3 separate regions of the Homo sapiens genome follow, and regions 1 and 3 are each linked to region 2. Evidence: chromatin loops called from intact Hi-C (ENCODE). Cell type or tissue: psoas muscle. All regions are shown on one strand. Region 1 overlaps SLC29A1 (solute carrier family 29 member 1 (Augustine blood group)). Region 2 has its middle 26 kb from the start of SCIRT. Region 3 has its middle 2.6 kb from the start of MYMX.

The links. A loop is a pair of places that touch in the nucleus more often than their neighbours do. Peaks named below come from ENCODE experiments on the same cell type or tissue, not always from the same donor. Only the 100,000 strongest peaks of a DNase experiment are listed, where the experiment ranks them.
Region 1: a loop joins it to region 2, with 2.6 times the contacts of the local background. A loop is called at or near these places in 64 of 110 quality-filtered maps.
Region 3: it touches region 2 in a loop (2.9-fold over the local background); 3 of 110 quality-filtered maps call a loop at or near these places.

The regions. Positions count from the first base shown.
Region 1 is chr6:44,228,382-44,230,881 of GRCh38, forward strand. SLC29A1 (solute carrier family 29 member 1 (Augustine blood group)) reads left to right here. Exons shown (of 13, transcript NM_001372327.1): 3 at 1,009-1,090; 4 at 1,208-1,410; 5 at 1,526-1,665; 6 at 1,966-2,100; 7 at 2,187-2,284; 8 at 2,430-2,500. Among named protein-coding and RNA genes, the nearest start is that of SLC29A1, 6.0 kb to the left of the region's middle. In psoas muscle, no CTCF peak of the experiment used is centred here; a DNase peak (open chromatin) is centred at 1,230; H3K4me3 peaks cover 2,109 bases; H3K27ac peaks cover 2,500 bases.
Region 2 is chr6:44,099,136-44,101,635 of GRCh38, forward strand. No RefSeq gene overlaps it. Among named protein-coding and RNA genes, the nearest start is that of SCIRT, 26 kb to the left of the region's middle. RefSeq lists an enhancer at 1-71 and a silencer at 977-1,271. In psoas muscle, a CTCF peak has its summit at 1,109 (motif pointing right); a DNase peak (open chromatin) is centred at 1,123; H3K27ac peaks cover 1,496 bases.
Region 3 is chr6:44,218,321-44,220,820 of GRCh38, forward strand. It overlaps a transcript of SLC29A1 not described here. Among named protein-coding and RNA genes, the nearest start is that of MYMX, 2.6 kb to the left of the region's middle. RefSeq lists silencers at 852-1,146, 1,034-1,263, 1,494-1,593. In psoas muscle, no CTCF peak of the experiment used is centred here; a DNase peak (open chromatin) is centred at 1,251; H3K4me3 peaks cover 2,100 bases; H3K27ac peaks cover 2,500 bases.

The DNA of each region.
Region 1 (2,500 bases), 130 kb after region 2:
AGCTTCTCCAAGGGAAGCATGTATGTGAGGGGGTTGGGGGGGCTGCAGTTGCATTAACTCGGACCTGCTCACGTGGTGTGCTCACCACGCCATCCCTGTATGAGGCCTGCCAGCGGTCCAGGCTCCTGCACTCTGGCCAGGCCTGTCTTCTCACTGCCTTGGGCTTTATCCCTGCCATCTCTGAAGAGAGCTGGTGTTGGCTCTGGGGAGGGTGTGCAAACCCAACTGGAGATCTACATGGGCCGGGCTGGGGTTACTCAGCTTTCAGGCAAGGCCTATCTGGGAGAAGCTGGCGTGACCCGGAAGGGCCTTGAGGTATAGGGCTTGGGGCATTGCCCTGGCCAAAGGTGGACAGTCCTTATTTACACCCTGAGGCCCAGATGGCCTCCAGTGGCCCCATACCTCCTGGCCTGCCCTGGGTGGTATGAACTACAAAGTTCTATTTGGCCAGGAAGAAAATGGCTCTAAGGCCCTCTCTTCACAGCGGCCCTGAGGCACCCTGCCCACCTGCCCTGTAGGTCCAGAATAGTATGGGAGTTTCTTAACTTCAGAATCCTCTCTGGGGAGTAACACAGTCCCTGACCAGACAGCATAATTACTTCCAGCCTGCCTGGTGGGAGTGGAAGACACTTGCTGCTTGCTTTCTCACTCATCCACCCACCCCCTGCCCTTCGGCAGGATTTCCAAAACCATCTCCGGATGTGTGGGTCACACTGGTTCCCAGCCTGCAGAGTCCCCCGAGCCTTCCAGGGCTGATAACCATGGTCCTGTCAGCCATGCCATTCAGTCCTATGACCCTGACCCCATCCCCACCCCAAATTCCAACGAGCAATGTACCCTTTTCTCCCCCCACACCCATAAGAGGACACATGCAAACGGACACAAACACAGACGCCCTGTGCCCTGGGACCTAGAGAGACTGACAACGGACAGGGGCTTTCCTGGGGCTCATTGTGGAGTGGGGCAGGATGGTGCGTCATTTGGCCCATCTTTCCTCCTCCATTGCAGATACAAAGCTGTCTGGCTTATCTTCTTCATGCTGGGTCTGGGAACGCTGCTCCCGTGGAATTTTTTCATGACGGCCACTCAGGTGAGGCTGGAGGGACTGGGCTCCATGGGGCAGTGCCCACTGTGCTTGCAGGATCTGACTCTGTGCTGGTAGGCACAGGGAAAGAGATTTCAACACTCCTCTCTGCAACCCCTGCAGTATTTCACAAACCGCCTGGACATGTCCCAGAATGTGTCCTTGGTCACTGCTGAACTGAGCAAGGACGCCCAGGCGTCAGCCGCCCCTGCAGCACCCTTGCCTGAGCGGAACTCTCTCAGTGCCATCTTCAACAATGTCATGACCCTATGTGCCATGCTGCCCCTGCTGTTATTCACCTACCTCAACTCCTTCCTGCATCAGAGGTGAGTGCCCACCCCCTCCCCAGCCCCCAGCCTGACCCTCACTGTGTCCTGCACCCCCTTGGCTGAGCCCCAGCTTTGCCCACTTGTCTCTGCCACCCTTGGCCTCTCCCGGCAGGATCCCCCAGTCCGTACGGATCCTGGGCAGCCTGGTGGCCATCCTGCTGGTGTTTCTGATCACTGCCATCCTGGTGAAGGTGCAGCTGGATGCTCTGCCCTTCTTTGTCATCACCATGATCAAGATCGTGCTCATTAATTGTAAGCTGGGCCAGGAGGGGGCCTATGGGAGGAGGCATGCCCAACTACCCCCACTCTTTTTTCAGACCCAGCGTTAGCCAGAGAGAAGCCCAGCCTCCGCCTGGAGGGAGTGGATGCTGTGAGCAGCTGGGATTCAGAGGCCTGAGTGGGCCTGGACCAGGGCTGGGAGGGGGCAGAGAGAAGGGCAGCTCAGCCTCAAGGCTCACCAAGAGTAAAGTAGGAATGACAGGGATCTGTCTTCTTGGGCACCCCCAACCACCAGCCCTAGCTCCCCTGCTCATGCCCGCCCTGTTTCCCCAGCATTTGGTGCCATCCTGCAGGGCAGCCTGTTTGGTCTGGCTGGCCTTCTGCCTGCCAGCTACACGGCCCCCATCATGAGTGGCCAGGGCCTAGCAGGCTTCTTTGCCTCCGTGGCCATGATCTGCGCTATTGCCAGTAAGTCCGGCTATCTACCTGCCCAGTGCCCTGGTGTGGTGGGGAGAGGGGATGGGGCCTGTCTCTGATCACTGACACCACCCCAGGTGGCTCGGAGCTATCAGAAAGTGCCTTCGGCTACTTTATCACAGCCTGTGCTGTTATCATTTTGACCATCATCTGTTACCTGGGCCTGCCCCGCCTGGTGAGTAAATGGAGGGAGCTGGGGTTTGGGGTATAGGGGTCTGGGGTTCCAGACCACGGGTGTTCTGAGGACAAAACCTGAAGGAGGCCGGGATTCTGGAGATTCTGCCTCTAAATCCACCTCCCCCGTCTCCCTTACTTGATAGGAATTCTACCGCTACTACCAGCAGCTCAAGCTTGAAGGACCCGGGGAGCAGGAGACCAAGTTGGACCTCAT
Region 2 (2,500 bases):
TATGGAGGCAGAAGTGAGCTGAGATTGCACCACTGCACTCCAGCCTGGGTGACAGAGTGAGACCCTGTCTTAAAAAAAAAAAAAAACAAAAAACCCACAATAATGTGTGAGGTATATCACTCTTCAACAGGCTTTTTTCCATTCAACAATATGTCTTGGAGAGCTACATCTATCTATACCTACACCATCCTTTCTTGGAACAGTTGTGTGCTACTCCATGGCACACATGGACTTTGCTTATTTACCCAGGCCCCTACTGATGGCTATTCAGATTGTTTCCAATTCTATTAAAAACAGGCTGAAACGAGTATGTACAGACCTCTCTGGGCACTGTGGTATGTGCTCTGTGCAGGGCATGGACAGTCATCTCTTCTCATCTGTCACATTGTTAGCAAACACCTCTCACAGGGGTTCTCAACTTGGGAACCACTGGAGGTTTCAGGGGGACCTCAAATCCCTGAAATTGTACCCAGAGTAACCTATGTATGCCTCTGCATATATGCACTATCTGGGGAAAGGGTCCACAACCCTTAGCAAGTTTCAGGTTTTCGAAGGGCCCATAAAAGCTAAGAAGTACCGACCTGTATTAACTTTCATACCTTTATGTTCTGGCTCATATACGATGTTATGTGCTCAAAAGGACAAGCTGGGCAACATAAAGCCTCTTCTCCCCCTTGTTCTGCCAACAAGGATTCCATCTAGTGCTGAAAGAAAGGACCTCTGGAGTCAGACCCAGGCCTAAATCCTGGCTCCATCCATTACTATGCAATTTGGGGCAATTAATTAACAACCAAGCTTCAGTGTCCACAACACAAACTGAGGTGAGTAAAACCTGCTTCATAGAGTTGTTGTAAGGAGTAAACAAAATCCCTTGCGCCAAGCATCTAGCAGGCACAGTAGGTACTGCTATGCACCTGTGCCCTTGGTTTCCTTAAGTTCTGGCCAAGAGCTTTAGGCAACTGGGACCTTCTCAAGGGCAGGGACAAAGGCTCACCCAGAGTCTGCAACCCCCTTGAGCTCTGAGCCTAAATCTGTCATGGACAAATTAGGAGTGAATACACTGAGAAGAGTCCTTGTCCAGGCTCTCCAGGTCATACCACAGCAGTGCCACTAGGAGGCTGCAGGACAGGCCCTGGGACTGGAGAGACTCTGCAGGAGCAGCTCTGACTAAAATAGTGTGTGCATGCAAGTGTGCATGTGTTGTGTGCTCATATATGTTAAGTGTGTGAATGAGTATGCATGTCTGAGTATGAGCCTGTGTCTGAGTGTGTATGTGTTGGCATGTGTATGTGTGTACACGTGGGTTGGGAGAGGCAGAAACCAAAGGGAAGACAGGGTTTCCAGAGAGGCAGCAGCAGCCCTGGCTTCTCCCCTTGAGTGTCCAGGCTGCTGGAACAAATATTCCATTACCTACTGTGTGTTAAGCACTGCTCCTGTCCTTGAACTCACAGGAAGACAAAAACAAGACAGTTAGGTTCAAGCAATATTTCCAGGTGCCAGCATTGTTCTAGGCACTGGGGATACAAAAAGACACATTCCTTGCCCTCCACCAAGGTCAGACACGACACACCCCTGGAGTCGGTGGCACTTCAGTGAGTAGAGCCCTGTACAGGGCACCCAGGAAGAGCTGTGCTCAAGACCAGAAATCGTGGAGAAAGGCATAGTTGACCCTGTCCTGGGCAGCAAACCCTTTGAGAGGGGCCACATCCCCTACCCTGCCCTGCAGACTCAGACCCAAAATATCTCCAGCCACCTTCTCTCCTCCCTCACTTGGCCACCAAGCAATGCTGGACAGAACTCTTCTCTGTCGGGGGAGATCACGGGGCGTAGCGCCCTCAGTACACTGATAACCCTTTCTCCATCCTCACCTTCCCTCTGGCAGCTGGCCCCACCTTTCCCCTCCCACCCTTCCCCTCACTCCCAGTAGACAACCCCCCTTTCCCAACTAACATACAAGCTTACCTCTCTGAGCACCCAGTCCCCCCACCACGCTCAGGGAATGAGGTGCCCTTTCACTTGCTCAGATTCTCCTGCTTCCTGCTCTGCTGGGGTCTCCTTCTATCAGTCACCACTGACCCCCACCCCGACTTCCACTCACAAACAACCACCAACTATGGTGCAGTGGCACTGCAGCGCGGTTAGGCAGCCCAGCGTCACCGTTTCCCAGGCCTGGGACCTTAGACAAGTTACCCCACCTCTCTGAGCTTTGGTTCCTGTGCCTGTAGCACAGGGCGAAACCCAGTGATGCTGACAGAACCTACCTCATGAGGCCGCTGGGAAGATAAGATTATACTGGGCACATAAAATGCTTAGGACTGGGCTAGGAAGTGTTTAGTGAATGTGATCACTGCTGCTGTAAGCCCCTGACAGCACCCACAGTATCTGAAGGGCACAAAGCCTCTAGTAGATGGTCAGAAATAGAGTCCAGGGATGGCATCAAATAGTTGTTTACTTTCCCCATCAAATCAACCTTCGTCCAAGTCAGATAAGCCCCAGGGGT
Region 3 (2,500 bases), 120 kb after region 2:
GGAGAGATGGACAATTGTACAAGGGTTTATTTTGCTACCTATTCCATCGTGGTTTCAGTCCTCACAGCCTGGAAGTTGTTTCCCCCTGCTAAGTTTCGGTCAGTATGTCACACTGTGACCCAGAAATGGCTTGAGTCCATCTAGGAGGAAGTTTGCCTGGCTAGCTCACAGTAGGGAGGAAAATATCCTCCAGCGAGTTTGAGGACTTCTCAGCTAGTGGTGGTGGGAAGAGGGGTGATACGTTTGCTAAGAGACTGGGTGGGAGGCCACCCAGGGAGGCAGTGCAGAAATGCATCCCCTTGAGGGTCATCCCACCCTAGAAGAGACTAGGGTTGGGTGAGTTGCCTTAAGAACTGACTTCATCATTTCCTCCTCCCTAGTGGGAGGCCCCTCAGGGGTCAAATAAGAGCCTCAGAAGAGTCAACATGCTTAAGGAAACACAGTTAGAAAGTGCAGTCTGGGCAGGGCGCGGTGGCTCACGCCTGTAATCTCAGCACTTTGGGAGGCAGAGGCAGGAGGATCACCTGAGGTCGGGAGACCAGCCTGACCAACATGGAGAAACCCCGTCTCTACTAAAAATACAAAATTAGCCGGGCGTGGTGGCGTATGCCTGTAATCCCAGCTCCTACGGAGGCTGAGGCAGGAGAATCGCTTGAATCCGGGAGGCGGAGGTTGCAGTGAGCCGAGATCGCGCCATTGCTCTCCAGCCTGGACAACAAGAGCGAAACTCCGTCTTAAAAAAAAAAAAAAAAAGAGTTAGACACATTTGCATCCCAGCCTCCGGATAATTTGCTTATTGTTCCCAGGCAATAATCCTCTCTCTCTGGGTGACTCTTGGGCTCTATCTAGGTTCAGACGAGGACAGTGAGGAGTACAGGATCCAATTGGGATTCCAGTCCCCTCCCCACACCCGTCAGAAGGCTTGGTTGGGAAAGAAGTGAGCCCCAAGCTATCCGCCCCACCCCCAGCCCTGCGGGGCTTTCTGCCTGCCACACGCCGTCCCTGCTCACTACCCCATCGGTTTCCTTCGGGAGTCTTCAAAGCCAGTGCACGTGCTCCCAGGTCTCAGGGAGGCGACCCAGGGGGAGGGGCAGAGAGAAGGGGGTCCGAGCCCTTGGGCCCCTAACCCCGTCCCTTTCCGGAGCCTCGGGTGCCCAAAGGCGCCGGCCGCCAGTCCCAGGCCCGAAGGGCCCCTCCCACTGAGTCGGCTCTGGTCTCCCCGCCCCTGAGCCGCGAGGACTGGACGCAGCTGGCTGCGGAGCTCTGGGCGGGCGCTGGGGTCGCCTGTTGCAGCCTCTCTTCCGCCCGGCGGCCCACACCGGTCAGGCCCGGCGCGGGCTGCGCTCTCCAGCTGTGGCTATGGCCCCAGCCCCGAGATGAGGAGGGAGAGAACTAGGGGCCCGCAGGCCTGGGAATTTCCGTCCCCCACCAAGTCCGGATGCTCACTCCAAAGTCTCAGCAGGTGCGCGGGGCGGGGCCGGGGGGCCTGGCGGGGCGGGGTGGGGTGGGGGCGAGGTCTGCGCCGTTCTCACGCTGCCGGGCGGGACAGGGGGCCAGTAGGGGGACCCGCTGGGCTACAGTGTCTCAGGGGAGTCAGAATCTTTGGTTTCTGGATGCGGGGCCACTTTTCTGGGCCTTCGAAGGCCATTATTAGATGACTGCCTCCCCAAACTCCCCAGCCACTTACAGATGTCCCAGGAACATAGGGTAGGGGGAAGAGGTCTGGAAAATTAGCCTAGAAGACCAGCCCAGACCTAACTGAACAAAGAATTTAGTCTTCTCGAACCCCGAGCCAGTACCCACACTGTGAACACACCTGTCTTTACTTAAAAAATCTTGATGTTTTATTCATCATGGAGTCTTTAAAAAAAAACAAAAACCGAGTCTCGCTCTGTTGTTCAGGCTGGAGGGCAGTGGTGCGATCACAGCCTACTGCAGCCTCGACCTCATGGACTCAAGCCATCCTCCCACCTCAGCCTCCCAAAATGCCAGGACCACAGGCATGCGTCAACATGCTCAGCTAATTTTTTTTTTTTTTTTTTTTTAAGAGACAGAGTCTCCCTGTGTTGACCAGGCTGGTCTTGAACTCCTAAGCTCAAGTGATTCTTCTACCTTGGCCTCCCAAAGTGCTGGGATGACAGATGTGAGCCACTGCACTTGGCATCATGGAGTCTTGATTTGTAGACATTGCATTAAAACTTATTTTGGTAAGGGCTGGGTGTGGTGGCTCACGCCTGTCATCCCAGTGCTTTGGGAGGCCAAGGCGGGCGGATCACAAGGTCAGGAGTTCGAGACCAGCCTGACCAACGTGGTGAAACCCCGTCTCTACTAAAAAAAAAAAAAAAAATACAAAAATTAGCTGGGCGTGGTGGCACGTGCCCGTAATCCCAGCTACTCAGGAGGCTAAGGCAGGAGACTCGCTTGAACCCAGGAGGTGGAGGTTGCAGTGAGCCAAGATCACGCCACTGCACTCCAGCCTGGGTGACAGAGTGAGACTCCA